Linked DNA regions of Homo sapiens: region 2 is linked to region 1. Evidence: read pairs that join two places in POLR2A ChIA-PET (ENCODE). Cell type or tissue: endothelial cell of umbilical vein. All regions are shown on one strand. Each heading gives the region's core, and the rest is flanking DNA. Links, peaks and the distances in the headings are about the cores only. Region 1 has its middle 210 kb from the start of MIR4305. Region 2 overlaps MRPS31 (mitochondrial ribosomal protein S31).

The links. ChIA-PET counts read pairs that join two places held together with the same protein. Peaks named below come from ENCODE experiments on the same cell type or tissue, not always from the same donor. Only the 100,000 strongest peaks of a DNase experiment are listed, where the experiment ranks them.
Region 2: POLR2A ChIA-PET joins it to region 1 with 5 read pairs; 2 of 35 experiments call an interaction of 5 or more read pairs at or near these places.

The regions. Positions count from the first base shown.
Region 1 is chr13:39,870,583-39,886,219 of GRCh38, forward strand. No RefSeq gene overlaps it. Among named protein-coding and RNA genes, the nearest start is that of MIR4305, 210 kb to the left of the region's middle. In endothelial cell of umbilical vein, for the core only: no CTCF peak of the experiment used is centred there; DNase peaks (open chromatin) are centred at 5,199, 5,859, 9,239, 11,599 and 1 weaker place; H3K27ac peaks cover 6,565 bases.
Region 2 is chr13:40,745,705-40,761,341 of GRCh38, forward strand. It overlaps MRPS31 (mitochondrial ribosomal protein S31), which reads right to left. Exons shown (of 7, transcript NM_005830.4): 3 at 13,244-13,402; 4 at 11,169-11,309; 5 at 8,315-8,388; 6 at 3,434-3,577. Among named protein-coding and RNA genes, the nearest start is that of MRPS31, 18 kb to the right of the region's middle. In endothelial cell of umbilical vein, for the core only: no CTCF peak of the experiment used is centred there; no DNase peak of the experiment used is centred there.

The DNA.
Region 1 (15,637 bases), core at 4,734-12,733:
AACCTGGCCACATTACATCAATTCATCCAATGACCAGCCACAGATTCATCATAGCTTCACATTTCCAAGTAAGTGAATACATTTTGGGATGCACAAAATTACTATTTCCTGTCAGAAGTGTCTCTCCAGTTCTCACATCCTTGCAGAATGAGGGCGATGAGAAGCTCTTGATCTCAATGAGAAATCAAATGCTCCTCAATCCAGGTTATTTCCTTCCTTGCTTCCCTGGGTTCTTGAATGACCTGTGATCCCTTTGGTCACATCTTATTCTGGAAGGAAGTATGCTGCCCAAGTGCTTCAGCTGTAGTGCTAGTAGAGTTTTTCTTTTTTTTTTTAATCATACTTCTGCAATAACAATAACTAACAAAAATTCACCAAAGTAAAAGAGAGCTACTTCTTTATCATGTTCTGCTATTTTGGCATCACTATTAAAATCATTCGTTTTCTAACTAATCCAAAAAGCTATGAGGCTAGAGAAGTGGTGAAACAGCTTCTACGTATTTTTCTTTAACATGTAACCTGGGTCTGGGTATGATAGTTCACGTCTGTAATCCCAGCACTTTGGCAGACTGAGGCAGAAGGATCCCTTGAAACTAGGAGTTTGAGACCAACATGGGCATCATAGCAAGACCCCATCTTTACAAAAATAAAAATAAAAAATTAGCCAGGTGAAATGGGATACACCTGTAGTCCCGGAGGATGAGGTGGAAGAATTGCTTAAGCCCAGGAGTTCAAGGCTGCGGTGAGCTGTGATAGCACCACTGCACTCCAGCCTGGGTGACAAAGTAAAGCCCTGTCTCTAAAAACAAAATTAAAAAGAATAATAAAATGTAACCTGGAAGAGAAAATAAAGATTCTAGGGAAAAAACTAACAAAATAAGGGAAGTTAGACATTCTGGTGCAAAATTAAATTCAATATACATCTCAGAATTTTCAAATTACGCTTCTTTGAATAAACAGTTTACGCTACCCAAACATGCTGATTGTTTCTGAATTCCTTTCAAACTTGGGAACATATGTAGGCATCGTGGTGGACATGTAAATGAATGTTTCCACGCAAAGGGTACTCATAAATCATTTGTTTTTCAAATGAAATGCCAGCTTATGTTAAGAGGACAGCATTACTTAGAAAAATATGCCACTATGGAAATTGATAATATATGTGCAGTTCCAGCACCAGGAAATCATTTTTAAACACAATATCTAAAAAATCGATATTTTACAGAAAAATAAATGGGCCAAGTGTGTCTTAATATTAAAGGAAGAATAGAATTACAGAAAAAAAGACATCAAAATAAGGAGTAAATACAATTTCATATCATTACATAAAAAGTATTTTCAGGACCACAAATATTGTAGCTGTCATCCTCATCCTCAACCTCATCATCATCAAAACCATTAAGAGCTTTGTATGTTAATAAAAATGTGGCACGGTAAAAAGAGAATTTTATACTTTTCTAGGAGCTAATATTGTATAAGAAGGCCACCCTGAAATGTCTACGCAAGTGAAAACCATACTGATGTCTACTTTAGGAAAATGGTAAAGTAAAACACATAGAGGGTTATGGAAATTCTCACTTAAAAAAACAAAGTTTTAATGGAAGTTCTCTGGACTATCTTCTTAATTTTTCTGTTAACCCAAAACTTTTATAAAAATTAAGTTTTTTTTTGATAAAACCTTTAGGTTCCATATATGTTGGAGGTGATTGAAATTTGGTGGAGGTGGCAATGGTGAATAATACAGAACTTCATGAAGAAGTCAGAAATGCCCTTGGGCTTTCAGATAAGCAATCTTTTAACACTTTCTGGTGAAAAGCAGGATTTTATAGCAGTTTGAACAATGGAACTGACATGGTTGGTTAGGGAGGAAGTTGTAGCCACGTGGTGTGAGCCACAGGGAGGCTCACAGGTAGCAGTGAGGTGCCTGGACAGTGGAGGCTCTGCAGAGTTTATGAAGAAATGACTTGTAGACCTAAAAAGAGAGCGCTCACAAAGGATTGTTGTCTCCTAATAACCAACTGTGAACCAACATTTTGGACTTAGTGAATCAAAATTTAGTTTAGACACTATGAACTATTATTATGTTACAATGGGTCAAATAAATAAAAATTTATTTACTTTTTAATTGCAAGAGCATAAGAAGGCTCAACTTTTCTAATTGCCCTGAGTTTCTGAAGTTTTGCCAGATTACCATTGAGCCCAGTTTTAGAGAGCAGACCAATATCTGTATTAAAGTCACTTTATGCAGAGAAAACTAGATACAGCAGGAGCTGTGAAAGAGGAACCGAAAAGATTTGCCAATAGACTGTATATTTGGATTAGAGGAAAGAAGCCTATCTCATACCTTATTACAATATCAATTCCAAATTAATTAATAATTTCAATGTGGAATGGAAACAAAGGGGGGAAAAGCAATATTTACATGATTCTAGAAATAAGGAAGCATTTTCTAATCATGACACTAAAATCAATTGTTTTTATCATTTTGAACATAAATAGCCTAAACAATATTTTTAGGTTTAAAACATTCAAAAAAATATTTGTTGTATACATACATATCAGATAAAAGGTTAAGATCTTTAATATATAATGAGCTCTTGGAAATCAACGATAGCTGAATATACCAAAAGGAAAATGGCAAAGGACATGAATAGGCTCGCTCAAAAAAGAAATATGGATGGCCAATACACATTTGACATCATATTCATTCCTTTTTTTTTTTTTTTTTTTTTGAGACAGAGTCTCACTCTGTTGTCCAGGCTGGAGTACAATGGCGTGATCTCGGCTCACTGCAAACTCTGCCTCCCCGGTTCAAGTGATTCTCCTGCCTCAGCCTCCTGAGTAGCTGGGATTACAGCTGCCCACCACCACGCCCAGCTAATTTTTGTATTTTTAGTAGAAACAGCATTTCACCAGGTTGGCCAGGCTGGTCTCAAACTCCTGACCTCATGTGATCCACCCACCTCGGCCTCCCATAGTGCTGGAATTACAGGCACAAGCCACCATGCCTGGCCAATATTCATTCTTAATATAATGCAAAGAAGTTCAAATTAAAAGCGATAATAAGATACCATTTCTCCTCTGTCAGTTATATAAAGGTTAAAAATGATAATACCTAGTGTTGGCTAAGTAACAAGCCAAAAATGATGGCAGAAGTATTCATCTTTCCACAGGAAAACTTGTCAATATTTATTAAAGTTCCTTAATGTTTATTAAAAGCATTCCTTTTGATACTGGAATTTCAACTATAAAAATTACAATGATGGTATAAGTATATTCATCTCGGGATTTTTAATATTAAAAAATTGAAAAAGCAAGCATTGCAACAGTAGAGAACAGAGTTAAATAAATTATGCATCTTACATAGTCATTGAAAGTTTTAATTTTGTAGTGAATTATATTGTAGAATTAATTTTTATTCTTTAAAAATTATATTGTAGAAGAATATTAGTTAACATTGGATAAATTTAGGCTCTTGTTTAAAGTCAAAAGAGCAGAGCGCAAAACTGCATATATTGGTGATCTTATTGCTATTAAAAATATTGTGTATATATCAAGAAGATATGAAAGACTATACAACAAAATGCTAGTGAAAACTGTCTTTTGATGTTAGGAGTACAGGTAATATTAAGCAGCTGAATGGAAAAGTTCTTATGCTTTACCCTGTAAAACTTTCTGTTTTTGTCACTTTTGGTTTGAATTAGTAATAGAATTTTGATTCAATATTACTGAGTTGACACAAAATTGAATCAAGGACAAAACTTAGGACATCTAGCATGATAGATGGAAATTGAATGACAAAATGATTTGGGGGTGATGGAATGATTTTAAATCATCTGGCTTAAAATGAGGACTTTGGCACAAAAGAGGAAGGTATGATTAATGTAGCTGGGCTGGTGGCATCCAGTACTGGGGTTTGGATGAGTTCCTTTGGTGGACATTTCAAGAGTCAGTTTGCATAAAGTTCTGAGCAGCCATCTGGGAAGGATCATCTCAGGACAAACTTGGCCTAAGAGCAAAGCACCACAGTGAGAGGCTCAGTGGTTCTGAGTTATCATCGTGTTTGTCACTCACATGGGTCCCAATACAATGCTGGTGAATTTCCTGAGTCCTGGGAAAGGAAATGGTTATATCAAAATTCAAAGACCGGATTTAGTTTTTAAAAATGTTACCAGAAAGTAGGAACACAAGCACACTGCTTTGGTGCCATTCAAGTAGAAAGTAATGCAAAAGGGGTGAATAGCATTCTGCCAGTTGGCTCAAGTTGCAGCCTTTGTAATTTTATACTCTTCTGCAAAAGCAGAGTAGCATCCTTGAACTATGCCACTCAACCCCACCCCTCAGCTAGGCCTAGCTTATGCTCTGATGGCTCCTTAGTGGGCACTGGGATGTAAAGAACTAGTTTCAACTAGCTTTTAGTAGGGACTGCCAATGAGCAGGAAATTGGAGTCCGGGATATTATTGAGCCTCAAATTATGTTTATATTAAATAGGACTTTTTCGTTGTTCCACTGGTTTTTAAACTTTTCTTTTTAACAGCAGACACTTTTTGTGAGTTAAATGTTATGTGTAATCCAGAACAAAAAACTGATTACTGCTGAGCTGACTGACATAAGGAGTGGGGCAAGGGGGAAGGAGTATAAAAACCCAGCGGCCCCTTGTCATCCTCTCTGTAACCTAGGGATACCTCTTGGAACCATTAGGGCTGAAAACCACAGATCCATCCAACTTCCAGAGATGTGCAATGACTTGCTCAACACATGTGGCAGCAAAGACAGGGCTGGATCCAGCACTCCTTTCCCTGGGATATTTTTCCCTCCCCATCACTCCCTGTATGATTTCTCTAGCACTTCTTCCTTAGAAAGCCTCTGTGGTGCTCCTTTTTGAGAAACACTGAGTCCTGGGGGTTGGGAGGAAGAGGAACAGAGCACATGTTACATGGTGAGATAGCCCTGAGAGAGATGGGACAAGCTACACAAACCTCAGTGGAAAAGCCGTACAGAGCCTGCACATGCCGGCCCCTGAGTCCCTTGGCAGTGAAGCCGAGCATCTCCTTAGGGCTGTGTTTTCTGGAGGACATGAAGGGGCCCTGAACAGGGTGGGTTTTCTGCAGGCATTCCCTCCTGCTGCCGCACAGTGCGGCTGAACCCTCTGGCCTTCCGAGGTCACCGTGGGTCCTCTGAGAGAGCCTTTGATTTAACATGTAAGGGAATTCCCACTGGCTGATTAAATATTTTTATATTTTATCATCTTCCTGCAGCTAACAGCTTTTGGCATGCAGGGTATTTTTATGAACGTTATAAGTAAATATTATGGGGTCAGTCACAGAGATGAACATGGATTTGCAAGCCTAGGGCTGGAAGACATTAGGCCTCACATTTAAAACAATGTGGGTATGGAAAAAATTAAAATATCGAGAACTTGAAAACACTCAAAGCCTGCAACCGTGCATCTATAATCCAATGTTAACAGAATTCAGATAAAATCAAATTGATTTTAAGTGCTACATTTAGATATCCAAGGGGAATTCATTGCTTTTATACTTGAGTTTTGAGCATTTATCAGGAGAGAGACAGTAGGATTACACTTTCACATTAAATATCACCAGTTTTGTTTTCCAGACAGGACTAGACCCTTCCACAAAGCATGACAGATTCTCAAGATGCCAAACCACTGCTTAGAGTTTCCAGGGGCCACAGGTCACTCTTGGTTCAAATGGCCCTTTGGAAAATAAAATAAATAAATTAAAAAAATGCAACTCCAGTGGCATCATGGTCTGGTACCCTCTTGGGTAAGAAAGTCTGGGTGAGCTGCTTGGAAACTGATGTCAGAAAAATCCTCCTTGACACACGGTGAGTCACAGCTGGGAATTTACGTCTTCCTAAGCAACTGCTAAACTTCTGCTGTGGTTGTGGCCATTTCATAGCCACAGGCCTATGGATTCCCTGGGGAATCCACGCATAGTGTTATTGGTCAGTGGTTCCTAATGACATCTGTCTCAAGACACCTCCTCAAAGCATCTTTTCTACTTTCCTCCCATCTCCCATAGTCCCTGGCACAGGTCAGGATGAATGGAAGGTGCTTAACAAATATATCTGATTTGGTTTGCTGATCTATTTTTCCCTATCAATCTCATTTCACCTCTCCCAGTGGTTTGCTGTTTGCTCTTGTGCTACCTTAAATCTAAACTTACATGAATCCAAATAATTTTATAAGCTTTCTCATTAGTTGGAGTGCATTTATTCAACACATCTATAAATGTTCTTCTCTTTCAAGTGTTGGCAACTTAACGGGATTTGCTGTTGTCTGCAAATTCAAGAGCCTGGCCTAAGTGTATGTAATTAACAGAGGCTTAGTGCCAGGGATATAGCAGACAGTCAGTAAATACACAAGGAGGGAAGGAAGGGATGGAGGGAGGGAAGGAGGGAGGGAGGGAGGAAAAGAAGGAAAGAGGAAGGGGAGGAGGGAGGAAAAAGGAAGAAAAGAAGGAAGAAAGAAGGGAGGAAGAAAGAAAGGTAGAGAAGAAAGAAGTCGGGGAGGAACCACCCTGGTGTATAGTTCAGTTCCATCAGGGTGATTTTGAAACCCCTTGTGAACATCCTGATTAAAGGATAGGCCCCTGTAACAACCTAGGTAAGAATCCTTTTCCAATAAGGAGGTGCAGTGGAGATAAGATGACAGAAGGGCGTGGAGGAAAGAAAGTGCAGAAAGGTCAGATAGTGTATAGGGCTGAGGCGCCAGGGGAACGGCGCTGAAGATGCTGACCTGGCTCCAGCAGGAAGTCGTGCTAAATCTCCTGCCAAGTTCCACAGCTCTGCTTTCTGCAGTCCTCAGAAAGCTCTTGAAAACCCTATTTGAAAAATGCTGGTGTAGATTGGGGTGTCTTATCAAGTTGATCTGAATGTAATGAAAATCTTCAGAAGTCTAGAACAGATGGTACCTTACACTTTCTCTTGCTTACCCAGCCTGCCTCTCTCACATCGGGAACAGATTACATCGTTCCAGGCCCAGCATCAAGCCAGTCTCTGACCCTGCTTTTGGAGTTTCTCCCCACCTTCCCCTCTTTGCCATGCCCGATGGCCGTCTTCACTGCCCCTCACCACAAAAGCTGGGAATCACACAAAGAGATTTGCCTGCCCTCTGGAAACTGCCCCAGGAGGTTTTACATTTTTCTTTGATTGGAACCTGTAGTACCAACTGACAAGCTGGGTTTGGGTCATCCCTGGAGAAGTCAAGTGGGATTGTAGGGGAGGGTCTTTTGAGAATGCACAAGAAGGAACCTAGTAGAGGGGACACGCTTATTTTTGTTCTCTGAAATGAGACTTTATTGACCTCCCAGGTGAGCTCTTCAATGTTAGAAAATAGCTAGGGGCTGGGAGCGGTGGCTCATGCCCGTAATCCCAGCATTTTGGGATGCCAAGGCGGGTGGATAGCTGGAGGCCAGGAGTTCAAGACCAGCCTGGCCAACATGGTGAAACCCCGTCTCTACTAAAAATACAAAAATTAGCTGGGCATGGTGGCACGTGCTTGTAATCCCAGCTACTTGGGAGGCTGAGGCAGGGGAATCACTTGAACCCGGGAGGCAGAGGTTGCAGTGAGCCGAGATCGTGCCATTGCATTCCAGCCTGGGTGACGAGAGCAAAACTCTATCTCAAAAAAAAAAAAAAAAGAAAGAAAAAGCAAAAAGAAGAAAAGGAAATAGCTAGAGAGGAGAAGGAGGGAAAGACGGACTAATTTTTTAAAGACTCAGCAAGTCATGGCTGGTTAAAGGTTAGATTTGTATGACTATTCGAAGCAGCTCTGTGCTGATAATGGCAATATATTTTTTTTTCTTTTTTCTTTCTTTCTTTTTTTTTTTTTTCAGATGGAGTCTTGCTCTGTTGCCCGGGCTGGAGTGCAGTGGTGTGATATTGGCTCACTGCAACCCTCCTGGGTTCCAGTGATTCTCCTGCCTTAGCCACGAGCAGCTGGGATTACAAGCATGCGCTAGCTATCATACCTGGCTAATTTTTGTATTTTAGTTAGAGACAGGGTTTCACCATGTTGCCCAGGCTGGTTTTGAACTCTGGACCTCAGGTGATCCACCCACCTCGGCCTCTCAAAGTGCTGGGATTACAGGCGTGAGCCACCATGCCCAGCCGATAATAGTAATATCTAATGAGATGAAATGCTTACTAAGTGCCAGGCACAGTGTTAAACACTAACTTCACTTACTCCTCACAAGAAGCCTGTGAAGTAAGTACTTTCATCATCTTGGATTTACAGATGAAGAAACTAAGGCTGGCAAAAATGAAGTAAAATTTCAAGGGTATGTAGCTGGTAAATGGCAGAACTTGAACTTTTGAATTTGTGTTTCTGGTTAGTATTCTATTATCTTTGTACTTTGGGACACACACACACACGTACACAAACTGAGTAAATCCTATTAAATAAATCCTGTTCCAAGATTAAAATTCACAATTGCCTTTTTTCTAGGTTTAAGAGTTTTCACTACTTGAACTTGCATTGCCTAGTTCTCAAGTGGGTTTGCTTCAACACCAAGCTATGTCACCTGCCAAACTAAAGCAATCTCTGACTCTCTCATTTCTCCCCCTAATGCACAAAGCACAAGCACAAACTGCCGGGGTGTTCTAGAACCCTGGACTAAAAACCCAAGACTTTATATACGCAACTCAAGTTCCTCGATTTTCTTTCTTTCCAAAGATTCTGAAATACCTTCTGGCCCACTGCTTCGTACAAAAGAGCAGTTTCCCTGACCAAGGAAATTGTGGTTGTGGGATTCTTGAGCCATCTTCTTAGAGAAGTTCCCTCTGCTTTTTTGTATTTGTGCAGGACATTTGTGCAGGGAGCTCTTGGAAGGACATTCAGATTTTGTTCAGCTGTGTCTGTCGACACATTTCTGGACTCTCTGCAAATAAGAGTAGATATGAGACTCAAGTCCTGGAACCCTTCTGTAGCTAAACCCAGAGTCTCAAATTGTGAAAGCTGCTTTCAGGGTCACATTCTATGGCACCTAGAAACACTGCACTGAAAGAGAGGTATGTTTCCTCAAATTTTAGCAATTGTAATTTCTTAGTGGAAGTAATTGGATTCCACAGTTTGCTTCCTATTTTGGAAGTTACAGAGAAATCAAAGTCTCTCATAAGAAAAGTATTTTTCCGTCTTAGCCCACTGTTTCCACTTTCAAAATATGTTAAAACAACAACAATAATAAAGCTATTTCAATTGTGCCAAATTCCCCCAGACTCCACTATTGTGACTGTGTTTCTAGTTGATATTCTATAATCTTATCACTTTCAGCCACACATCCACATACCACCCTGGGTTATTTATAAAGATAAATCCTGTGCTGAGATCAAAATCTACAATCTATTTTTTCTAGGTCTAAATTTGTTTTTGCGGCTTTAGAAATGATTTTGAAAATATTTTCCAGGGAGTTTATTTGTGTAAAAAAGATTTTGGTAAATAAATTACTCAGAACAAAACTAGCTTTTAGGTTGTCAGCTACCAACTACTATGTATTTGGAATATCTTGAGTTATCCAGGAACTGATAGTTAAGTGTTTGAATGATTTGTACTCTTAAGTTTTAATGTTTTCAAAGTGTGTCCGTCTAAAAATATAACTCCAAAATTCTGGCTCTTTGTGAGCATTGGCTTACTAGTGAATTAAACTTTGCATTATCCATACTTTCTGAACTTCAGTTTCCCCATCTTTAAAGTGGAATAAGTAATAAAATCTACTTCGTAAAATTATCATGAGAACTAAATGACATAAGACATGAAAAATAATGATTGCTCATCACACAACAAATGCTCCATAAACAGTGCGTGAAAATATTATCTAAAGAGTTCAGTTTAAAATTAATAATTGAGTTACGACATTTACAACAATTTGTGTACATCTTCTATCCCCAGGAGCCTGCATGCTGTGGGAGGATGGGCAGTGGCCTCCCTTGACCTTCAACCTTCTCCAGTCTTCAGCCTCTTCTGACACAGCAGTCTCTCAGTAAATATTGCTGGACAGAAATTCATCTGACTATCAACTTGCCATGCTCCCTATTGGCATTAATAAGTAGGAGTTGTCTATATTTGGAATTCAATTTCTTTTCTCGAAACACACTTAAAAATTTTAGCGCTATTTTAAAAAATAGTGGTTTTGTTTTACTCTTCTGTTAAAGCAACTAAATTTGAAATTCTAATGCAAATTCAGTAAATTAGTGTTAATAAGCTTACACCAAAAAAGAGTCAGCAGATAAATGATGTAATTGGTTTTTCCAAGGAGAGGTAAAATTGGGAGAATGACAATAATTTGTGATTTGCTTTGGGCCTTGTCTCAGACACAATAAGCTACAGTCCAGATAGTTGAGCTACAGTGAAAACAACAGTCAATCTCACATGTGAAAGTTATGTCCCCTCACTTGTGAGAAAACCAATGTCATCAGGCCCTTTGCTTGAAAAGACCAGTTGAAGGCACATCAAGCTGAATTCGTAGCTTTTACTCTGTAAGGAAAATATTTCTGAACTTTCATCTAATAGAACTTTTCTACTCTTTAAATTGTACAAATAAATGTATGAACAAATGTTCTAAGCTAATTTACAAATATTATCTGGTGTTATTGCAATACATCAAACATATTTGACTCAAACTATGGTTAGCTCCAGATTTAAATGTTGCATGTTCATGGGTGTAACACAGAGAACTTTAATTCATAGGACTGTATAAATGTTGGTCTAACATATATTTAGAATACCCAATATGTGCTATGACTAGTGCAAAGTGTTAAAGATATGGCACAAAAGAATAGGAGAGAAGTGCTAAGATGCTTGCCTAGATGATTTGGGACCACATTGTATAATGCTATGCTTTTGAATTTGAAGCACATCATATTTTGAAGAGCAAGGTGGTAAAAGACATTTATATTGAGTGGAGAACACTATAAATAGTGGCTATCTGGAGAGCTGGAAGGTGAAGGTGTCCAAGACTGAAAGCAGCTTTAGAGGGTGAGCATGCCATGGAGGTGAGAGCAGGAGTGACAGCTCACATGTTGAGTATTTGTCATCCTGGTCTTGTCAAAGTCAGCCACTGGTGCTTTCTGGCAAAGGAGTGGCTTCGTTTGTGCTTAAAAAAGGATGTCAATAGTGAGAAGGATGAATTCAAGAGAGAACAATTAGTGTTTGATCTTACCTTATGGACAGCTCGTCTGGACACAGGACGCACTAGCTTTCTCAATTTGGGGGAAGGCAGGACAGGCCACTGCTGGGACAGGCCACTGTGATGAGAAATTGCTGCTCTGCACTGCCCGCACATGAAGGGAGAACAATCTTGCCCTGTAGTATTTAAGCCATAAATTGGTTCATGTTTCAGATTACAGGGTATGACCAAGGCTATGTGTTCACTAACAGACATTTTCTGAGCCCCAAGCTGACTACCAACCCTGATGAATGCTATAAATTCATTCAGGGAAATGAATTCCTATCTCTTGACATAAAGTAGTCTCCAGAATCTGCTAGTATCCAAGCACATTTCTCCAGAATCAGATGCATTTCTCTGAAAGAGCAATAGCAGCCAATGGTGCAGTGTGTCCATCAGAGTTCCAGCAGGAAACAGATGGCATTCTCAAACTGTTACTCAGGGATAAATGTTAATAAAAGAGCGATTTAAAACAGGATGGGAAGATGTAAGGGCATGTAAGAGGGATGTTGAAAGACCCTGGGCTAAAATGGCAGAAACTGATAATGATGCATGAGCTCTTTATTGCTCTTGAATCTGAAGAGAAGTGTGCCAGTTCCAGATCTCAGAGAGGGTAACCATAGGTAGAATGTTACTGGAGAGAGGCTGTGGCATTTGATGGAAAACATAGCCAATCTGTGCACACTGCAGGAAGGGAATGCACAGACGCCCTTTCCTTTCACTGGAGCAGGGAGCCCACTGGTACAGCCTGTACAGATCAGCCTACAAGGGACACAGTAGGACATAGAGGGTGAGAGTGGGTCTGCAGGGCAAAGGGGAAATACTAAGCTCTGTACAGTTTTTGGTATGTGGTAAATCCACTTAAAATAATAATGATGGGACATTAGCAAAATTGTGGACTAGGAAGCTCCAAACTCGTGTGTTCTCTCAAAAAAGTATTTAAAACAAACAAACCCCAAATCAACCAGAGGCTGTGTGAACCAAATTTATGGAAGTTTTAGAAAACAATCAAAGGTTTACAGCAACCAAGCAAACAGCCAATCAAGAAAAGGTCATCTTCTAAATGTCAGTGAAGTTGTGTGGTGTTTTACCCTCCTTTGCCCCACTCCTTTCTCCTGGTGGAAACAGTCTTGGTCTTGAGCAGCAGCAACCCAGTTCCCAGTTCCTTTCTTTGAACCAGAAGGAGAGAGTAGACCTCCTTTGCAGATTATTATGTGTGTCTGTTCCAACCTGCCTGGGGATACCTGAAAAACTGACTTGCTCTTCTCTGTCTTACATAACTCAGAAAACATGCAAGAGAAGCAATGAGTACTGTTCAGAAAAGGTACAAGGGGGCTACAAACCCACTGATTGGCTGAGTCAAGAGAGTCTTGCTGAAGACATATGATAGTCCAACTAAGGCTTGAAAGAGAAGCTGGGGTGAGACTTTTTGGGAAATTAGGACATTCAAAAGCAGCTGTTTATATGGGGGAATCTAGGAAGCCATGTACATGGCTAGGTAAGATACATGCTTAAAAAAATTCTAAGGAGACCTTAGATGTTCACCCAAGACTGATATCCAGGCTCAGAACAAGCCTGAGTGCTAAAGGATTCCCCAAGCATACAGCTGGGTCTGAAAAGCCTGAGAGGTGCTTTGTCCTCCCCACCCCCACCCCGTCTCTCTGGTACTTTTAAAATTTTGTTTTAGCTCCTGGGACTCAAGGAAATCTATCAAAACATAGCTGAACATAAGCTAGAGGAACACATGCTTCACTGAGCACACATGACAAGAAATAGCCTTTGCAAAAAATGTTTGAAAAAAAAATCTCAGAACAAATGGACTGCTATAGCCTTCAGCAATCAAAATCAAAACAGCAAACTCTGGGGAGGGGGATAATCTGATTTCCAGAAAGACCACATTATTATTATCAAATGCCCAATATTCAACAACATAAAATCACTAAGTTTACAAAAAAAATCCATACAGAAAAATATGACTCATTTAAATGGATAAAATGAAATGACAAAAACTATCCCTGAGAAAGCTCGGACATTGGACTTACTTTAAAACAACTCTCTTCTGTATGCTCAAAATGCCAAGGGAAAACATGAAAAAAGAAGTAAAGAAAATCTTGAAAATGATATATAAAAATGAGAATATCAACAAAGAGATTAGAATTATAAAAGAGAACCAAACAGAAATTCTGGAGCTAAAAAATACAATAACTGAAATGAAAAATTCACTAGTGGGGCTCAAAAGCAAATCTCAGCTAGCCCAAAAAATAATCAGAGAATTTGAAGATAGGTTATTTGAAGTTATTGACTCTGAAGAGCAGAAAGAAAAAGGACGAAAAGTGAACAGAGACTAAAGGGCTTATGGGATGCCATCAAGAGGACCAATATGTGCATTATGGACGTCACAGAAAGAGAAAGAAAATGGCAAAGACTTTATTTGTTAAAATAATGACCAAAACATCCCTAATTTTATCAAATATGCAAGCCTAAAAATCCAAGATCAATGAATTCCAAGTAGGATAAACCAAAAGAGACTTATAAGAAGACACATTATAGTCAAACTGTTGAAAGGCAAAGCTGGAGACAATCTTAAAAGCATTAAGAGAGAAGCAACTTATCACATATAGGGGACCCTTAATAAGATTATTTCCCAATTTCTCAACAGAAGCCATGGAGATCACAAGGCTGTGAGATGATACATTTAATGTACTGAATGACACCCCCAGCCCAAAACACACACAAAACTGTCCCTGAGAATTCTCAACCCAGCCAAACTGTCCTTTAAAAATGAGGGAGAAATTAAGATATTCCTGGACAAATAAAAACTGAGGGAGCTCACTACCACTAGACTTGTCTTATGAGAAATGCTAAAGGGAGTTGTTCAAATGAAAAGGAAATGACGCTAGACAGTAACTCAATGTCAGATGAAGATATAAAGATCTCTGTTAAAGGTAAATATGTGAGCAAATATAAACACCACTAGTGTTGTAATTTTGGTTTTAACTCCATTCTTTAGTTTTTACATGATTTATAAGATGAATGCATAATATGTAATCATAAATCTTTTAGTGGATATACAATGTATGAAGATTAATATTATAACATTAATAACATGAGGTGGGGTGGAGCTTTATGTGAGTAGTTTTTAAATATGATTGAAGTCAAGTTGATATCCATTTAAATTATATGGTTATAACTTTAGGATGTTATATGTAATTTCAATAGTAACAACAAGGAAAATATATGTAAGTATATACAAAAATAAATGAGAAGGGTGTCACTACAAAAACTCAACACAGTAGACACAGTAATAGAGGAAATAAGTAACAAAAAAGCTTCAAGACATGTAGAAAACACAATAAAATGCAAAAGCAAGTCCATTCTTATCAGTAATTATGTTAGATATTAATGGATTAAACTCTTCAATAAAAAGGCATAGATTGGCAGAATGAATTTTAAAATATTAGAACTATACGCTGTTGACAAGAGATTCACTTCAGATATAAAGATAGATCAAAAGTAAAAGGATATGAAAAGATATTCCAGCTAAAAGTAACCAACCAAAAGAGAACTGAGGTAATAATATCAGACAAAATAGACTTTAGGTAAAAAGCTGTTATAAAGACAAAGAAGGATACTATGTGTTGATTAAAGGGTCAATTTATGAATAAGTTGTAAAAATTATAAATGTGTATGCACCAAACATCAATGATCCAAAATATTTCAGGCAAACATTGATAAAATTAGAGGGATTAAATAGACAGCTCAAAGATAACACTAAGAGACTTCAATGCTCCAATTTCAATAATGGATAGAACAACAAGAGAGAAGATGAATAAGGAAATGGTGGACTTGAAGAACATTATAGACTAAATACACCTGACAGACATGTAGATAACACTCCACCTAACAACAGCAGAATACATTGTTCTCAATTGCACATGGAACATTACCCAGAATAGACAATATAGTAGGCCGCAAAACAAATCTTCATAAATTTCAAAGATTGAAATTATATAAAGTACTTTTCTGATTACAATAAAGCTAGTACTCAATAACAGAATACCTGAAAAATACACAAATATTTGGAAATTAAATAACATACTCTTAAACAATCAATGGATCAAAGAAGAAATCACAAGGGAAATTAGAAATTAACTAGAGAAATGGGATGCAGCAAAAGCAGTATTAAGAGGGAAATTTCTAACTATAAATGCTTATATTAAAAAAAGAAGAAAGATCTAAAAAAAAAAAAACCTAAATTTCCTCTTACAGAACTAGAAAAAGAGAAACAAACTAAACCTAAAGTTTGAAAAATGAAGGAAATAATAGATCAGTGGAGAGATAAACAAAATAGGGAATAGAAAAACAGTAGAGAAAAACCAGTGAAACTAAAAGTTGGTTCTTTGAACAGATTAACAAAATTGACAAACCTGTAACCAGACTGACTAAT
Region 2 (15,637 bases), core at 4,990-12,989, 880 kb after region 1:
TTTCTTCTTTCACGGATCATGTTTTTATGTTGTATTAAAGAAGCCAACCCCCCAACAAATCCTCCACCCCCATAAAAACCAACCTTAGAAACACTCTGTTACTGGGTAGGCATAAATGTGATTAAATTTAGTTAAAATCAAAGTAGAGGCTAAAATAAAAATGTATCATTAACAATCCAACATATAAAACTAGTGCCAAGTCTAAGTGAGAACAATTCCACCTAATAGCGCTTGTAAATCTCCATGCAGGCAAAGCACAAGGGAAGGGACTAACAAGTCCTTGAAACGGAAACAGAAAAAAAGCTATTCTCAATTGGAAAAATAATTTATATGCATTAAGTGGCAAAACAACAAACCTTAATTTTTTATATAATGGAAAAACACCATACTGCGAACTAAATTGTAAACACGATATGTCACTTTGTCATTTTCAATATTATGTTCCAATACTACTAAAAACAAAACAAAACATCTTTCCCCAAAAGAATCCAAATAAATCTTCATAAAGCTAATTATTAGTAGGGAAAGAAAGGTATTTCATTCATTTCAACATTTAAGTATAAGAAATATAAAAGAAAGTTATTGAATTGTTGAGGCTTCAGGTTACAATGCCAGTTTCTCAAAGTACAAGTTTCTAAATGTGTACCCAGGGCAGCGATCAAAGTAAGAGTTTCCATAGTCCTTTCCTGTTTTTACTTCAGGTAACAACTGCCTTAAGGAGCTGAAAATGAGTTACTGATCACCTCTTTTCCAACTCTGAAATATCAATAATATGCAGTGTCATGTGGATAGCTGTCACATTTATCTCCCCAACCTGACCAAAAAAACATGTTTCTCTCCTTTTTTAGAAATTAAATTTTCTCAGAAACCAGGTCAAATTTAAGATAAATTCCGTTGGAATTTGATCACTCAAGATTTTGATGCACTTAAGTGTTTGACTGCTGATGACAACATACCATGAGTTCGTGCTTTCCTAACACCCTATTTGGTGGTTCCCAGATAATACATACTATCCTTGCTAATATTTTAAGATTTAAAATGTTCCAGTATAAAGTAAAATTTTGAAAAATAAAATGTTACAGTATACAATGGAAAACAGTTACAGAAGCAAACCCCTTCACAATGTTGTTGCTGTAGAAACAGGGATGGTGATGGTGATGATGCTTTACTTGTTTAACCTCACTTAATTCTCACACCAATCTTGTATAATGAGTCCTATTATTATTCCCAACATTTTAGAGATGAAGGAAGTAAGGCTTGGAGAGATCAAGTCTGTAACTTACTCAGGATCTGGAACTTCTAAAACCACTATGCTTCACCGACTCTCCTGAATAAAGTCACATTATTATACCTCAATACTGTTTTTTTTTCTTTCTTTCTTTCTTTTTTTTTGAGGCACAGTTTCGCTCTGTCACCCAGGCTGGAGTGCTGTGGCACGATCTTGGCTCACTGCAACCTCTACCTCCTGGGTTCAAGTGATTCTCCTGCCTCAGCCTCCAAAGTAGCTAGGATTACAGGCATGAGCCACTGTGCCCGGCCTAATACTGGGTTTTTAAATCAGGTTTTTAACCATGAGGATTTGGAACACCCAAGTTTCTTCAAATAATGAAATCCAAACATGTTTTCAGAGTAAACCAAATCTTTCCTTAATATCAGATATTATTTTACAGAGAGGATACTGATACCCAGGAGCTTAAATAATTTCCTCAAAGGCAAATGGCTAAAATGGACAGGGCTGCTACTCAGGTTTGTACGACTAAAAAGGCGTTGGTCTTTTTACGTTACCCTGATACCTTCCAGAACACAGAAACCATACTTTAAGCAATATACAGTTTATGTAATACATGAAACACAGTATGCTATATTATTGCAGGTACTATATGAATATACAGGCCAGGTGCGGTGGCTCAAGCCTGTAATCCCAGCACTTTGGGAGGCCAAGGCGGGTGGATCACCCGAGGTCTGGAGTTTGAGACCAGCCTGGCCAACACTGCAAAACCCCATCTCTACTAAAAATACAAAAATTAGCTCGGGAGGCTGAGGCATGAGAATTGCTTGAACCCGGGAGGAGGAGGTTGCAGTGAGCCAAGATAGCACCACTGCACTCCAGCCTGGATGACACAGCGAGGCTCCATCTCAAAAAACAAAAACAATACGAATATACAAAATATTAAGAATTTGCTAAAAGAATCTCTAAGTCTCTGAAGTTTTCCTATAAAAAGTAACACTTTATGTTAATTATATTATTTACATATAAGACTAAATATTTCTGATACTTAAGCTTCCATTCCAACTATTAATCCAACAAATAAAAGATTATCAAAAATTAAGATATTACAATGATACCATAACATTATGAAGGTTAAAATACAGACTACATTTTCCTAAGACTTATTTAGGCTTTTCCAACTTCTAGCTAATCTTACCCTAAAAGTAAATGAATCTTTTTTTGTTTGTTTGTTTGTTTTTTGAAATGGAGTTTCACTCTTGTTGCCCAGGCTGGAGTGCAATAGCGTGATCTCGGCTCACTGCAACTTCTGCCTCCCGGGTTCAAACGATTCTCCTGCCTCAACCTCCTGAATAGCTGGGATTACAGGCATGCACCATTATGCCTGGCTAATTTTGTATTTTTAGTAGAGACGGTGTTTCACCATGTTGGTCAGGCTGGTCTCGAACTCCTGAACTCAGGCGATCCGCCCGCCTCAGCCTCCCAAAGTGTTGGGATAACAGGCGTGAGCCGCACCCAGCCATAAATCTTTTCTAATTCAAAATACATCTATAAATTCAATTAAAATGTTTAGCTGATGACAACATGGGTATCATAAAAAATAAATAGCATAGTAATACTGTTTTTCTTCTGATTTAGGAAGAGGTAACATCTCCAAAAAATATCCAGTAAAGTAGATGATATTCTGTTGCCAGTTCAAAGCACCTATATTATGCAGGCAAAGATTTCCAAAGCATACTGTTTTTACTTTCACTGGCTCATACAAGTTCCTTGCACCTCATTAATGCAATGGTTTTATGACTAAAGGACACCAGCGTGAGACTTTTAAGAGTTGTAATGTTCTCCAAAATTTAAGTATAATCTTATACACCTTATTTAATTTATTGAAGATTCACCAAGTAATATCCTGTTTAGCGATTAGAAAACTGGTATCATTTGCAGTTCTCAGTCCTTTTACGTCATAGAAATTCATGATGGATTTTTGCCATATAGTTTTACTTCTTCATTTTTCCTTATCGAATATCTAAAAATAAGTGAAATTCCAACATCTTTTTTAAAAAACCTTGTCAGATTTATTTTAGGACACCATGAAGATATCCACAAAAGGTTTTGAAATTCATGTAAGTATCTATACTCTAAAAGTAAATATCTGGCAGAAATAATCTCAATCAATACGTTTTATAATCCCCTGAAATTAACACTTACCTGCTTCATTGTTAATTGGGAACTCCCATAGTTTCCCCTCTTTTGTCCACTGGATCAGCTCTTCAAATCCATTCTGAAGGGGTTGTTCATTTACTGTGGCTAACTGCTTAGCAAATTCCACATCCCAAAGTGAAGGTGATGTGTCTACATAATAAAGACATTTTAGATAACAACAAGTCAATGTAAGTATCTTTTTTTAAAAGTTACAACCAATCCTGAATTGACCATGTATTTTTCAGACCCTGACATTCATAATTAAATAGTATATAATAAAAAGTTACTGAGAGATAACTGCAAAAATTATATTAAAAATTGTAACTACAATAATGGCAAGCTTAACTTTTGTTTTGCAACAATGCCAGGTAATCACTGCCCCCTCTACTGGAAAGAAAAAAATAAATTTGTATTTTGTTTAAGGGTATTTTTATGAATGTGAATGTTTTTTGTAGAATATGTGACTTTCATTTTTAAAGTCTAGCCTGTTTATCTTTATTTTTAGTCTATCGAAATTAGTCACAAATGTACTACTGTTAACAACCAAAGAAGTTAAATTAACAGAATAACAATAAAACTGCTAATGAATACTGAGTACTTCCTCTGCGCTTAAATGCATTTTATGCATTAGTGCATGTAATCCTCACAACAAACCCTATGAGTAACGTATTATCATGTTGGCTAATTACCACTATCAAATTACATGTTTCAATAACTTATTTACTTTTGAAACTTCAGATCATCTTTTGAAAATGAGCCATATTCTCACCAGTTACTGCTGCTGGGAACATAAAATGGTACAACCACCTTGGAAAACAGTTTGATAGCTTCTTAAAAAGTTAAAATATATCTATTATTCAACATAGTCGTTTCATCCCTGGATATATTCACCCAAGAGATAATACATGTCCATACAAAGACTTGTACACAAAAGTTAATGGCAGCTTTCTTTGTAATAGCCAAATGTGGGTTGTAATTTGGGAAACAACCCAAATGTCCACTAACAGGTGAATAGGTACAAAAATGTGATACAGCCATGCAATTGTATACTACTCAGTAATAAAAATGCGTTACTAGTACATGTAACAGCATATGGATGAATCTCAAATCATTATGCTGAGTCAAAGAAGCCAGATGCAAAGGAGTATATACTATGTGATTTCAGTTATGTACAGTTCTAAAAGATGCAAACTAACCTATTGTAACAGAAGGCAGATCAATGGTTGCCTACATACTGTGTGTGGGGTGTGTGTGTTTGCGTGTATTGCAAAAGGACACAAGGAAACTTTGGAGGGTCATGAAAATGTTTAAAATTATAACTGGTAGTTTCATGGGTGTATATATTTGTCAAAATTAGTCAAGTTATATACTTCAAATATATGCAATCTGTTGCACACAAATTACAACTTAATAAAGTTGTAAAAAGAAAATGAATATCAATATCTATCCCTTGGCTACCTTTTCCCCTATATTTTTATTCTTTAGTTATTTTACCAACATCTTTTATCTTTCTTATTTTTTTCTGGGTGATATCACTTTTTAAAATAAATGAGGATCGTATAGTTTGGTAATCTACTTTTTTCACTGAATGCTTGCATTAGTATCCCATTTTATATATATATATATATATATATATATATATTACATATATATGTATCACAATCCCTTACTATTCAATATTTTGATCATTTATATATTTTCTCTTTTAAATACTATAGTGACAAATATCCTTGTAGTTACACTTTAGCGCGTATCTGTAATATTTCCTTAGAACAAATTCCTAGGAACAGTTTCCGGGTTAGAGGCATAGATTGCATATGACCTATCCTCCAGCTTACCTCTTTACCCACTTTTGCCAAGCCCCCACTAAAGCATATCAACAAATAGCTCAATTACTCTTCTACCTGGGTAAGCCTTATTTTATCTATTTTGCTTTTTCTGAATCTATTTCTATGAGCCTTTATGTGCAGAAATGTATCTAGCCACACACTGACTGCTAGATATTTGGCCTAGATCATCTGATACTGGGAAACAATCAGTTGTTAGCCTTAACTAGCCACATTTACAGAGCAATCACATCAAAAATAACTTAATTGTCTCAGTTATCTTTTACTTGGTGGTCACTGACCCACCTATGTCTTTTCCATCATCATTAGGATCATCACTATATTTTTACACTTGCTAATATTTGTAAGCATTTGTTAAATATGTACTATGTTCCAGGCACTGTGCCTGACACTTTTCTCATATTACCTCACTTAATCTTTGAGATGTATGTAGTAGCCCTCATTTTATAGGTGGGGAAAAGTTAGTGTGGCAGAATCTGAATTTGAATCCAGTTCTACACAACACCAACACTCTTTCTGTTAAGCTATACTGCCTGTCGACTCTAGGATAACCAGTAGGGCCTATGAGTATATCCTTTGTAGCAGTGGTAAGAACTTAGTGGGGAACAAGACATGGGAATCATGGAACAGAATAACTCATTCAATCAGTCAATAAAAAAATTACTGAATGCCAACTGTATTTCCAGCATTATTTCAGGTGGTGGGAAAACAACAGTGAACAATTGCTAAATTTACGTTTCCACATTTTGCTATTCTTGTATTTAATTGGGAACAAAAACCATTCTTTAGACTCATGCAAGTATAGCATATTTAAACAGTACCTTCATTAAATTATTAAAGTTGTGTGCTATTTTCCTAACTAGAGTATAATAATTTGATACTGTTTTATAAAATATATAAAACTTCAATGCTTCCTTGCCAACTAACTTCAGTTTTAGAAATAAGATTTTTTTATTTTAAAAAGTAAGATGGTTCCTTCAAGACTCTCAAGAATCTTCAAGTGCCTCTTTTGGCTGGACAACAGCAGCTGCCCTGACAACCAATTTCTTTCTTTCTTTTTTTTTTTGAGACAGTTTTGCTCGTCACTTAGGCTGGAGTGTAATGGTACAATCTTGGCTCACTGCAACCTCCGCCTCCTGGGTGCAAGTGATTCTCCTGCCTCAACCTTCCGAGTAGCTGGGATTACAGGCACCCGCCACCATGCCCAGCTAATTTTTGTATTTTTGGTAGAGACAGGGTTTCACCATGTTGGCCAGGCTGGTCTCAAACTCCTGACCTCAAGTGATCCACCCACCTCAGCCTCCGAAAGTGCTGGGATTACAGGCATGAGCCACCGTGCCCGGCCAAGAAATTCCTTTCTGATGCACGCTTAACCATTTGAGCAGGGAAGAGGCGATTCCTTGTCCCTACGCATTTTGCACTTCCTTCTCATCATACACAAGAGAATGCAGTTTTTGTAATATAAGAAGGGGGTTGTTCTTTTAGCTTCACCTTCAATTCAAATGAACAAACACTGAATTAACTTCTTTCCTCTACAGATATATATTTTACAGTACAGTTTGTTCAAAAAAGAATTTAAGATTTAAGACACCTAGTTCCTATGATCTGTAAGCCACATGAGTAGGTGCTACATGAATGAGATATAGCCCCTAATAGTCTATTAAATAGAGGGAAAATCAAAAGTTCGTATAAGTAACTGTAGAAAGATTAAATGAGCCTTTGGAGGCCCGCCTAGGAACTTATCTATCATATACAACATTCTTTTTTTTTTTCCCCTTCGAGATGGAGTCTCACTTTGATTCTTAGGATGGAGTGTTATAGCACAATCATAGCTCACAGCAGCCTCAAATTCTGGGCTCCAGTGATCCTGCCACTTCAACTTCCCAAGTCACTAGGATTACAGGCATGCACCACCATGCCTGGATAATTTTTTTCTATTTTTTAGAGAAAGGGGCTATGTTGCCCAGGCTGGTCTTGAACTCCTAGTCGCAAGCCATCATGTTGTCTCAGCCTCCCAAGTCCACATACAACATTGTTTCTACCAATATCCAAAAAACTAACTTATTTTCTTTAGAAATGCTCATCACTTATACACTAGAGACCATTTGTATTAAGTTTCTTCATTTATTTTACTAGTAAACTAAATTTAATGTCAAGCAAGAGGACACTCTTATTTCTCTTTTAGACTTAAAATGGCAAATTTCTTACCCAAAGAAAACACTACAAGTCTGTTAAATATATTCCTTGAATGTTCTTCCCATCTCCTAAACAATCACTAAGTCACTTCAGTAAGTTATTTTGTAAATGCTGTCTCCTCTTCTAAGCTGCCTAAGGGCAGGAACCAGTATATCTTTATGTAATAGCATAGAGATACACTGTAAATGGTAGTTGATTATTATTGTTCTAACTCAAATTAGTAGCTAATCTGGACCTCTGGATTCGGTAATCGGTAGTACTTACCTCCCGCTGTCTCACAGAATGCAACATTTCAAGGGGGAAGCCTGACCGAAACTAGCAATGTTGACAACTGTAGTAACCCCCACCAGGTTACTTAAGAGTGTATGTGTGTTGCTTGGATCCTGAAGGCTGAGCAGGGAGCCAAGGCCATGGTGCCTAGCTGAGGAGCAGGTGTCCCTGAGAACCCAAACATCCCAGGGCATACCTGGGAACATATCAGGTAACAGTCATCGCGCACACAGAGTAGGCAAACAAAACATTAGCTGAAAGGCTGCTTAGAGATGGGAGGCAGGGTGACTCTAGAGCTGCTCAGGAATGTCCAGTATGTAATGTAAGTTCTAGTAAACTCATCTATTCATCAAGCTGGACTTGCCCAAATTATTCTTTGGTCTCTTGACGCCTTCCCAGTTTAGGCGGACATTACAGTCCCAAGTTTTCCTTGTAACAACCGCCACATTCATAAGCAGGATCCAGGCCAATGACAGAATGGAATATTAAAATATCCAAACTATTAGAACACTAAGGACATCCTGGAACGATGGAATGTTTCTCCACCTGAGAAAGAGTGTTATTCTTAACAAACCTGTTTCAGGTGCTTCTTTAGTAACTGCCATCATGTCAAAAATATTAAGTCTTTTCCCTGTGAATATATTTTTCCTAAGTCCAAAAAAAGAAAATAACATTTTAATGAATATATTTTAAACTGTCAACAAAAACTATGAGAAAATATCTTAAGTGAAATATTCTATGTAGAAATTAAAAATTCCACTGACCCACATCAAAAATATTAGCTAAATTGCCACATTTTTAGGACTGATAAACAAAAAACAGAAATGTGCACTTGAAGTTTTGCTTCATAATACAACAAATCAATTACAGCAATTTCCAAAATACCTAATTGAAAAGATTAGCTTAATTTGCCATAATTTTTATTTTTTCACGTTTATATTAAGGTTTTAAAAACTCCATGTTGTGAAAAACTATAACCATGCCAAAATAGAAGCTGTTAAACTCAACATTTGTCTTTAAGGGCAGAAAACACTGCAATGTTTAATTACAAATTATAATTATAAAAGATTGCATTGGTAAATCACAACATTCCCTTTCATAAGGCAATCATTCTGTATTTTAAAATAATTATTAACTTTCTTTACGTGACTATTTTTAATTAACTATTGAAATTAATATCAGAGAGTTAATAGGTAACATTTTCTTACACACTTGATAATCAACTGCTTTATGCATCAATTCACATATTTACTTGAATACATTTACTGGCAGATTAAAATCCAGTTTATAAACTGGATGGCTGGCCAGGCGAGGTGGCTCACGCCTGTAATCCCAGCACTTTGGGAGGCCAAGGCAGGTAGATTACCTGAGGTCAGGAGTTTGAGACCAGCCTGGCCAACATGGTGAAACCCCGTCTCTACTAAAAACACACAAAAAAAATTAGCCAGGTGTGATGGCAGGTGCCTGTAATCTCTGCTACTTGAGAGGCTAAGGCAGGAGAATCCCTTGAACCCAGGAAGCAGAAGTTGCAGTGAGCCGACATTGTGCCACTACACTCCAGGCTGGGCGATAAGAGCGAGACTCCGTCTCGAAGAAAAATAAAAAATAATAAACTGGAGGGTTAGTTTTAAAAATAATTTTGAATTCTTGTTTTTTTATAAACTAAATTACTTCTCTCTACTAAATAGAAATAACTGGAAAAATGCAAATACCATATGAACGTTAAATAATGTGATCTCAAATCATATAATCTTCCCTCTAACAGGTTCCAAGTTATTTGTAAACAAAGGCTTTTACGCTCCATAACTCTCTTCAGTGCCTTGCATTCTTCTCCCTCAACCGCACGTCTGATAAACAGGATGGTGGATTAAAGCAAGTCACAGCAGAGGGCAAATGCCTTGATAAAGTATTGAATTTCAAAAGAGGAACGTACTACAAAGAGAGGGAATGGACATTTGCTGAGCACCTACTATGTACCAGATAGTTTACACGTGTTTCTTTTCTATTCCTTAAGAAAGCCATTTAAGCTAGGTTTCACTTTCAGCATTTTATAGCTGGGGAAACAGCCTGATGGAGGCTATAAAAGGTGCCCCAGTCACAGAATTAGTCAGTGGCAGTGCCAACATTCTGAGGCAGGCCAGTGTGAACTGTCAATCTCCAACAGAAAAAATCAATCCAGGCCTGGGTTGTCTGGGGTTGATATCCCAGATCCTGCCCCAGTCATAGCAGGGTGAAAAACTTGGCGTCTCACCATTGCTTCCCCTTACTCACCTCTGGCTGGCTTTTTAACACATTGAAAGCACAGAAAACCCTTTCCTACTTGCTTCTAATTTTTTAAATATTAAATATCAAATCTAATATTAAAAATCAAATTATAATATACCATCCTAATGTAGTTGCACAGAATCATGTCCAAGATGAATGATTCAGTTAAATATTCTCGAGGATTAACTGATTCAGTTAAATATTCTTAAGTAAAACTCCAAGTACACCTTCTCCTTTATTCAATAATATGTAACAGATGCTAAATCACTTTAAATTAGTAATTCAAATAATCTTCCAAAGTCACCATAACCTCTTGAACTTCCGGTGTTAACTGCTGACCACCTTTTCCAACTTTCCTGTATAAATCATTAATTTAACACCCAGAAAGAGTTAACTCAAGTTTCTGATTTTACTTAAAACAAATCCATGGAATATACAATGCATTGAAAACACTCCAGTTGTGAGCATATCCTGCTACAAAGACAAGTTAATTTTTGTCAGACCATGCCAAATATCTGGTTCCTCCTTCCCATCTATCACTTTCAGGGTTTAAAGAAGAAAAAGAACAGAAACGTTATGCAAATACAGAACAACTTTAGATTCTAAAATAACTATGTAAGGCATGGCTCAGCATCTTTAAGAACTTCAAATCAGTAAATTCAAATGGCCACAAATAATCTACCATTTTAAAGTGTTATATAAACTTTTTTCCTCCTGCCTTTCCTTCTTCTCATTGATGGTGGGTTATTTCTCTAAGGTATACCAACAGATAAGCACGTATTGAGATATAAAGGCTATATGAATACACAGTATTAGACACTTATTTTTAAAATGAAAAATAATGTTTCTCACAAAATACTTATTTGCTCAGAATTCAGTCAGCTCCGCTTACTCTAAATGAAAGGACCCCTATTCATCGTGGGTAGATGTGAAGCATGGCCCGTTTTGATTTCAGGTATGGAAAACTACAGGACTGGCTAAATCCAGCACATGGTTCCCTCTCTAGGAAGTGGTATACAGAGAGTAAGAACACAGATGTAAATGTATTCATAATGTTCAGATATCCAACAGCAATAATACACACACACACAATAAGGTAAATCTACAGTTAAGGTAAAAACAAACTACACAAACAAAACCCAGCAGATTACAAAGCCTGATACCTTTTTTTAAGATCATCCGTCTTCTCCTGGCCAGGATAATTGTCATAGCCTTCATCAAACTGAATCCGAAGCTCTGGTCTTGAACGAACTCTAGCTGTAGCAGATCTGGCAACTTTCATATCTGATATTATGTTACTGAAACTGAAATAATAAAAAGGTCAAGTGTATTAGAAATCTTAGCTACAGAACAGTAATAAACTTCCTTTAACAGGAGACTTGAGATCATTTAATTCTTATTTCATTTTTATGCACTAATTACACAGCATAAAATGTTTAAATAAAAAATGTCGCCTATTAACATTCACATAACACAGAACATTACAATTTATGTTTACTTTCATCTTTTAAAGATGTACTTCAGAAATCTTCATTTAAAACGTAAGTGTCTCATGAAAAATTATTCAGAGAAAATGATAGGAAAGTAAAATCAGTATCTGTTATACCTATCACCTACATCCAATAACTAAATTAAAACCAAGAGTTAGCCATATTTATTTGTTGCTTTTTATTTGTTCAAATACAAATAAAATGAGTCACTGAACTGACAGTCCAGATATCTATGTCTTCCTTTTTTTTTTTTTTTTTTTTTTGAGATGGAGTTTCACTCTGTTGCCCAGGTTGGAGTGCAGTGGCGCAATCTCGGCTCACTGCAACCTCTGCCTCCCGGGTTCAAGCAATTCTCCTGCCTCAGCCTTCCGAGTAGCTGAGACTACAGGCGTGTGCCACCATGCCAGGCTAATTTTTTGTGTTTTTAGTAGAGACAGGGTTTCACTGTGTTAGCCAGGATGGTCTTGATCTCCTGACGTGGTGATCCGCTTGCCTCAGCCTCTCACAGTGCTGGGATTACAGGCGTGAGCCAGTGCGCCTGGCTTTTTTTTTTTTTTTTTAATTACAGTTTCTTGTCTCACACTATTGCCCAGGCTGGAGTGCTGTTGTGAGATCACAGCTCAATGCAACTTCAAACCCTGGACTTAAGTGATCCTCCCAAGGCCGGGTGCAGTGGCTCACGCCTGTAATCCCAGCACTTTGGGAGGCTGTGGTGGGCAGATCACAAGGTCAGGAGATCCAGACCATCCTGGCTAACACAGTGAAACACTGTCTCTACTAAAAATACAAAAAAATTAGCCGGGCATGGTGGCGGGCACCTGTAGTCCCAGCTACTCGGGAGGCTGAGGCAGGAGAATGGCGTGAACCGGGGAGGCGGAGCCTGCAGTGAGCCGAGATCGCGCCACTGCACTCCAACCTGGGCGACAGAGCGAGACTCCGTCTCAAAAAAAAAAAAAAAAAAGTGATCCTCCTGCCTCAGCATCCAAAGTAGCTAGACTTCAGGCACACGCCACCATGCTCAGCTACTTTTTTTATGTTTTGTAGAGATGGGGTCTTGCTTTTCTGCCCAGGCTGGTCTCAAATTCCTGGCCTCAAGTGTTCCTCTTGTCTTAGCCTCCCAAAGTGCTGGGATCATGGGCATGAGCCAGCACACATGGCCATTTCTTTTAATTTCTTGAAATAAATCTGGTATACACGTTCATTGAGAACAACTGATTTAGATCACTCTCCAAAATGAGGCAGTGTTACTGCTTACTATACTTACTACTTAATATAACATAGGCAGCAAGTAGTATAACATGGTATAAAATAATGAGAGATGAAGAGAGTAAGTGGAATGATGTCAGATGAAATACAGAAGAGGAAAAAGAGAAGGCAACAGACCTGAAGATTATCATCCTGTGCATAAAACCAGCAAGGTATTTAACTGAAAAAAATTACTTTTCTCAGAGAAGCTACTTTATTCTGTTATTTATTTTTAATAACATTATTGAATTTACCATTTATTTTTTCATGGACAAGAAACTGTAACTTCCTAAAAGGAAACTTTATTCAATTGTTTTTTTAAAAACTATAATCATACTTAAGACATAAGTTTTTTAAAAAGTTGAATTGCTAAAATTATGTGGTATATTTTATATACAAATTCCACTTACGTGGTATATATTATGTGTATTACTCACTAGCCATATGAAAATGGCCCATTTTGAGATATAAACATTACTGACTTAAGGGTTTGATTCACTCACCTAATTTTAGGTCGCTTTGCATCTCTCTGTGCCCTTGACTCTTCCTCATGCTGCTGGAGCTGGCTCAGCAGCTCTGACTTGGTTGTTTGCTTATCAAAAGGGAGAGAATCTGCCACAGCAGATGCAGCTGCCACCAACTCAGGACTCAGGGGCTCAATTCTGAAAAAGAAAATGAAAAACAAATGAGAAAGAAAAAAAAAGAGAGATTGGCCAGGTGCGGTGGCTCATGCCTGTAATTCCAGCACTTTGGGAAGCCGAGGCAGACAGATCACTTGAGTCAGGAGTTCGAGACCAGCCTGGCCAACATGGTGAAACCCCATTTCTACTAAAAATACAAAAATTAGTTGGGCGTGGTGGCGCACGCCTGTAAGTGCCGGCTACTCGGGAGGCTGAGGCAAGAGAATTGCTTAAAGCCAGGAGGTGGAGGCTGCAGTGAACCAAGATCACGCCACTGCACTCTAGCCTGGGAGACAGAGCGAGACTCTGTCTCAAAAAAACCAAACCAAAACAAACAAAAAAAACAAAAAACAAAAAAGAGAGATTGCTTATTACACCATTAGTTTAGTGAAAAGTGAAATGATTTTTGGAGAAAACTTTGGTGTTCAAAAAAGTATTCAATTCAATTTCTGACAAAGGCAAGAATTCTCAACTATTAGGTACCGGTTTTATATAAACTTTGAAATGTTAAATGTTAAAATTAATGGATATTTGCTGAAGCACAACACTAACTCAGAACAATATATTAAGGTGGAGGGGTGAGGGACAGATCAGCCTCAAAAATTATAAATTAGTGGAATTTTTAATTAGATGTTATTGTATTTCAGAAACAATATATATTGTAAGCAAATATAAAGGCAGGTTAACCAGTTCGCAGAAACTTTACTGGAACCAACCTAAAAGTCTATCATCAGAACAGAAAAACAAATTGTGATATATCCATACAATGGAAGAGTACTCAGCTCATGACAACATGAATGACTTTCACAGGCATTAGATCAAGTGAAAGAAGTTGGACACAAAGAATATAAAATATAAAAATTAGCCAGGCATGGCAGCACATGCTTGTAAAATCCTAGCTACTCTGGAGGCTGAGACATGAGAATCGTTTGAACCTGGGAGGTGGAGGTTGCAGTGAGCCAGGATTGCGCCACTGCACTCCAGCCTGGGTGTCAGAACTAGACTCTGTCAAAAAAAAAAAAAAAAAAAAAACTGTATGATTCCATTTATATCAAGTTCCAGAACAGGGAACACTAATCTGAGGTGAAAAAAAAATCAAAACAGCAATTGCCTCAGGACTGATGGCTACTGACTGGGAAGGTAAAAATGAAAAATGTAGTGTTTTGCTAAGTGTGTGGGTCACAGGGACTTACCTGTTTCTCAAAATCCTACAGCTAAGATTTGTATACTTTAATACATGTAAATTTTACCTGAAAAAAAGAGCCATAAATCATCATCAAGTAGGAGATGGAAAGTGGGTGAAGGCATAGGACATACAAGAATGGCAAAATGTTGATCACTGTTGAAGCTGGGCAACAGTAGAAAGGCGTTATACCATTTTGTGTTCTTTGCATATGTTTTAAATTTTTCATAAGAAAAAGCTTTTAAAAGCTTCCTAAATTAGAGCAAGTTAATAGAAAAACATTCTATTATAAAAAGAAAATAAACTATTTACAACATTTTTTCCTTTTTTTTTTTTTTTTTAAGAGACAGGGGTCTCAATATGTCGTCAAGTCTGGCTTCAAAGTCCTGGGTTCAAGCAATCCTCCCATTTCATCCTCCTGAGTAGCTGTGACTATAGCCAACTGCCACCATGCTTGGCTATTTGCAACATTTTTTAACTCACTGAGAACTGACATCTCAATGAGTGGGATCCAAATTAATGTTTTACTATACCTGGCTTTCTATATTATGATACGTTACCTAATACGAAAGTTAAACTTCCCAAATTCCTGAAGTTCTTGGAGAAAGATTTTAAGGACTTAACTAAGTTATGAAAGATCTAAAATCTGATAGGAATAGAAGAAAAAGAGAAGAATTAAACAAGGGGTCGGGCACGGTGGCTCATTCCTGTATAATTCCAGCACTTTGGGAGGCTGAGGCGGGAGGATCGCTTGAGCCCAGGAGTTTGAGACCAGCCTGGGATAGAGAAAAAAAGAAAAGAAAAAAAAAAATTAGCCAGGTGTGGTGGCATGTGCCTATAGTCCCAGCTACTGGTGAGGCTGAGTGGGAGGATCACTTGAGCACAGGAGGTAGAGGCTGCAGTGAGCCATGATTTTTCCACTGCACTACAGCCTGAGGCACAGAGTGAGAGTCTGTCTCCAAAAAAAAAAAGAAAAGAAAAATAGAGAAATATAAGTTAAAATAAAATGTGCTTTTAAAACTTATCTGTGAATA